Linked DNA regions of Homo sapiens: region 1 is linked to region 2. Evidence: read pairs that join two places in POLR2A ChIA-PET (ENCODE). Cell type or tissue: PC-9. All regions are shown on one strand. Region 1 overlaps INPP4A (inositol polyphosphate-4-phosphatase type I A). Region 2 overlaps INPP4A (inositol polyphosphate-4-phosphatase type I A).

Evidence for each region. Peaks named below come from ENCODE experiments on the same cell type or tissue, not always from the same donor. Only the 100,000 strongest peaks of a DNase experiment are listed, where the experiment ranks them.
Region 1: POLR2A ChIA-PET joins it to region 2 with 20 read pairs; 3 of 35 experiments call an interaction of 5 or more read pairs at or near these places.

Annotation. Positions count from the first base shown.
Region 1 is chr2:98,573,900-98,576,399 of GRCh38, forward strand. The region is part of intron 23 of INPP4A (inositol polyphosphate-4-phosphatase type I A); the gene reads left to right. Among named protein-coding and RNA genes, the nearest start is that of COA5, 33 kb to the right of the region's middle. RefSeq lists a silencer at 349-531. In PC-9, no CTCF peak of the experiment used is centred here; no DNase peak of the experiment used is centred here.
Region 2 is chr2:98,501,249-98,503,748 of GRCh38, forward strand. The region is part of intron 1 of INPP4A (inositol polyphosphate-4-phosphatase type I A); the gene reads left to right. Among named protein-coding and RNA genes, the nearest start is that of INPP4A, 58 kb to the left of the region's middle. In PC-9, no CTCF peak of the experiment used is centred here; a DNase peak (open chromatin) is centred at 1,503; H3K27ac peaks cover 1,356 bases.

The DNA of each region.
Region 1 (2,500 bases), 73 kb after region 2:
CTTTAAAGAGTGAACATTCCCCTCCATCTTTTGAGTTCCTCAGCTGGTCAGACTTTATCTTTGTGGGAAGCGTGGGGTGGATCAATCTGCAGGTCTCCCCTCTCTGGGCCTGGCTGCCCTCTAAATCTTTTCATTATAACAGAACACATTTTGAAGCACAAAGTGACAGGAAGTTCGGCAGGTTTCTCAGGCCTCATTTTTGAGGTATCCTCTTGGTTTTGGGGCCTCATCTGGCATTGCTTGCTCAGGCCAGGCCCAGCAAGCGGGGTGTAGGGCAGGGCACACACTGGCTACGGGGGTCTCTGCAGCAGGACAGAGGGGGCTCCCTACTTTTATTTTTCCTGGGGGGTTGCTAAACCCCCCTGGCCAGGCTGTGACAGCCTCTTACCTAAGTACCTTAAGAGATTTTGTGTGAAAAGCAAGCCTTTCCCACAGGACACGAAGAATACAGAGGGTGGCCGGGCTCGGTGGCTCACGCCTGTAATCCCAGCACTTTGGGAGGCCGAGGTAGGTGAGTCAGCTGAGGTCAGGAGTTCGAGACCAGCCTGGCCAACATGGTGAAACCCCATCTCTACTAAAAATACAAAAATTAGCCAGGCGTGGTGACGCATGCCTGTAATCCCAGCTACTCGGGCGGCTGAGGTAGGAGAATTGCTTGAACCTGGGAGGCGGAGGTTGCAGTAAGCCGAAATCACACTACTGCACTCCAGCCTGGGTGATAGAGTGAGACTCCATCTCAAAAAAAAAAAAAAAAGAATGCAGAGGGTGACACAGCTAGGTGTCTGAACAGTGGTGGGGGATGTGCGTTCACTGATGCGTTCTCCTTGGAATACACACACAGGCAGTTTACAGACGAGTAGTGCAGAGACCTTGTGCATATCTTGTTTGGGAACTGTGGTTCTACCTGTCTATTGCCATATAATAGAAAAATCATTAAGTATAGGGACAACTGACCATCCCCTGTCACCAGAACAGAAAAGCAGTCCATCAAGTCCTGTATTTCTTGTTCCCAGTAGAGATCTCAGGGTAACAAGCATGAGTGTAGAGGTGCAAGGCTCTCAGAGACCCTTGGCTGCATGGGTTCTCACGTTGTCCACCGAATCCCAGGCATCCCCTGGGGATAAGGGGTTGTGGGGCAGCAGTGCCAGCCACTCAGGTACTGAGTCCTTCCATCCCCAGTTTGAGCAGAGCTGCTCTCCTTTTCAGGCTCTTATTTCTTTTTGTTTGTGTGTATGAATAAAGGGTCCCTGGCTGAATAGCTGGAATATCTTTAGTCAGGTCTAAGCCTATATCTCATGGATGGGGAGACCCAGCAGTGCACCACAAGTGGCTGGTGTCCCTCTGGGATGGAAGCCTGGCACTGCAGTGCCCTCTTGGGCAAGGATGCATCACTGGCCATCCCTGCCTGCCTTCCAGAACCTCACGTTAGCTCTGGATGCAGCATCTATGAATTTAAAGCTTTTTGAAACCTATAGTTCCAGCTTCCGTCATGTGTTTGGGTCATGAACTCTACAGCCCACAGAATTTAGTGCACATACCAAGTTCACTCTTGCTTTGTCAGTTACAACTTTACAAATTTGATTAATTTACTCTCCATTAGCTTAGGGTCTGCTTATCTGCTTAGGGCCTGTTATTTTTTTTTCTTTCTTTTTGTTGGTCTGTTCTCAGAAGAAGCCTATTCTCCTTCTGATTGTCTTGCCTGAACATTGGGTCTTTTGTTTTGCCTTTCCCTAGACGAGGTTCTTAGCACTGTACCATGTTCGTGTCTAGTGATGATCCTGGTAGTGACTGGCATGCTCTTTGGCTTTGCTGGCCTGACAAGCAGGTGTTGTGCCATCTTCAGGAGTTGATGAGACACTGATATTTTTCTGGCATACAACAGATACCCGGAGCCCACCATCATATCACTTGGATGATGTTTCATTAAATACCAGCCTTGGTGTCATAGTGCAGTATCTGATACGGTGCATAGTCCTTTATCTGAAGCCCCTGTGGCCAGATGCTTTGGAATGCACAGGTTTTCAGATTTTAGAAAGTACTGTGGTACACAGTTGGTGTTTACTTATGTAAGTAATATGGTGCCCATCGCATATGTGTACCATGGTATACATACAGGATTTAACATCCCCGGGGGAGCCTGAGACAGCACTCTGCAACCAAGCTCATATTATTGCCACACTGAAAAGTATGAATATTTACATAAAATGGGATAAGTAAAGATTGCAAGTAGTCTTATATCAGCTCAGGTCTGGTTGTGCTGCCAAATGAGATTGCCACAGATTTACATGAAAAAATTACCTTGTTTCAGAGCTTGATGGATTTGGTGACTGTGTGCCTAGGATTGTATCTAGAGGTGCAGGGAAAATGCCCTGAAATCTCCCCATGGGGAGAGGAGGTGCACTCAGGTGGCCTTTTCCCAGTCCAGAGGCTGCCCTGCCCCCTACTCTGTGAGCCATTCAGTTGTGAGGAGGGAAGTGTGCTGGCAGTAACTCTGCTACCG
Region 2 (2,500 bases):
GCTTGAACCCGGGAGGTGGAGGTTGCAGTGAGTCGGGATTGTGCCACTGCACTCCAGCCTGGGCAACAGAACAAGACTTTGTCTCAAAAAAAAAATGTATTTAAAGAAAAACCTGTGGACCACAGTACAAGGTCATGGTAGAAGCAATGATTTCCTGAGTGTCAGTAGTTCAGGAAATACTGTAGTAGTATCCATGCTAGCTTCGGGAGGTGACAGTGGAAGTCAAAGTCCTGCCCCTTTCCAGCCTTGCTGGTTGTACACAGAATGTTGAGGTCAAGAACCCCCCCAGCCCCCCATTCTCTGAACCTTGATGCCCTCACTGAGGCAGGGAGTAATGATTTCCCTATGGTGGGGCAGGCCTTGTTTTTAGGAGCAAATGACAAAACAGAATAAACACCATTGTTACCATTTGGGGCACTCCACCAGCACAGAATCATAGACTGGGGGAGGGAGGTGAGGGCTGGGGAAAGGGACCACATCTGGCAGGGGGCACTGAAGTGCCTAGTTTGTGATTTCCCTGGAATTTGATAAATTAAAACCTGGACCAGGTCAAGAGCCCAGGGGCTCCAACTCTACATCAGTTGCGTTTCCATCACATTTATCTGCGTCTCACTAGTGGTTGAAGAACATGTCTGGCCCCTGCACTGCTGAGCTGAGCAGTGCTGTGAAGCGTTCAGCAGCATTAGTGTTAGTCTTGGCCTGTGCAGGTTTCTCTGACTGATCCTGTGGGTATCTATGACCTCAGTTATCTTCGTACATCAGTGCCCACCTGCTCCCAGGTACACTGTTCTGGAATGATGTGAATTTGTTCACACCTTCCTAGTGGGTGTGCATCTGGCCATCCAAGAGTCTGGTCCTCACGGAACCCTGGTTATGGGGCCAGATGATAGTCCTGAGGGCATTAGGTGATACCTGTGTTCTCCTGGGCTGGCTGAGTTCTCCAGATGAGAGAGAGCATTCCTTCTGCCAGAGGCCTGCCCACAGTGGCTCCACTGTCAGTGTCCTGGTTTGCATGTACAGAGGCAGGGCTTGAAGTTGGGTGGTAAGTGGGGGCTTGAGGTGGCTACATGTTGGTTTACAGTTTTTAGTTTTTCTATAGGTTTCTTCCAGTGGGAGATGGGAATACTTCTAAAAAATGAATTCCAAAGTCACATTTTCCCTGATCTCTTTATTTCCCAGCTACCAAGAGTGTTTTAAAAAATGTAAAAGCACACATAGAGATTTTAATTAGCTTTCACTGTCACTGCTCTTGGTGGTGGTAATTTTACATATGATATGTGACAGGGAGACACTTTGTGAGGGCCTTTGTTCTCAATGTATTCTCTCCCTCTCATAACTCAGATGTAAAATTTGGAGAAAGAGATAATGGTGAAAGTACCTCAACATTGTCTTATTTTCACATTGATATTCCTACTCGTTAGCATTTTCCATGGAAACAGCACCACAACCAGATTAGGAATCTTTCTGGAACAAAGGGAAAATAGTTCTTGTGACTTTTGTGAGCAGTCTCACTACTGCATTGTTTATGGGTGAGGTCACCAAGGAGACCTAGCTCAAAGGCAAAAGATGGCCCTGCTCTAAGGGTTTTATTAATAGACCTGAAATTGCTTGCCCTCTTGAATTACCCAAGTGGTTTTAGTTTCTTTTGTTGTTTTTGAGTTATTGGATTTTATTTTATATTTGCAGAATCAGTGCTTCCTTCAGAGATAGGGAGTTTGGACGGACTAGGTTTAGTTGTGCTGATGACAAATGGACCTTTAGAACCCCTGGAGACCTCCTGGGACAAACGAGTTGCCCTTTATGTGTTGGTCGTGAATGTTGCCTGTTCATGTGGTGGTGGGTGCCATCTTGACCCAGCTTTGCCAGGTCTGAGCAGGGGTCTGTCTTTGCTGGTGAGAAGGGATGCTCATTGCAATTCTTGTGGGCAGGTTCCTCCCTGGTTTGCCCCAAGTGAGAAAGAGATTTGTCTTCAAAAGCCCAGTAGGAGAGTCCAAGAGAGTACCAGGACTTTTGAGATTGGTTTGAACAATTGAGATCCTAGGGAGTTCTTCACTGCCTGCAAGCTAAAACCCAGCTCTGTGGTCTGGTGTTAAAGGATCTCCAGAATTGACCTCGTCCTGGCTCTCCAGCCCCATTCTCTGTCCTTGATACACAAGACTTTCCTGTTTCCTGAGTGAGTGCTTGTTGCTGGATGCACCTGTGCCTGTTCCTTTTGAAGTCAGATCAACTCGCACCTCATCTGGATCATCTTTTGCCAGATTTCAAGCTTCTTCCTTGCCTCTGTAGCAGCATGGGGCATGCATCTCATTTTGTCTTGGAGTTGTGTTATCTGAATGTTTTACTCCATCATTAAACTGTTGGATTCTTGCAGGCAGAGATCACTTCTGATTCACTTGTGTGTTCACTGTAAGTGCCTAGCTCAGTACTTGTTGAACAGATGAATGGACAGTTCCAGATTACAGACTCCTTTGGACACTCTCATCAGAAGGCATTTCAGGTC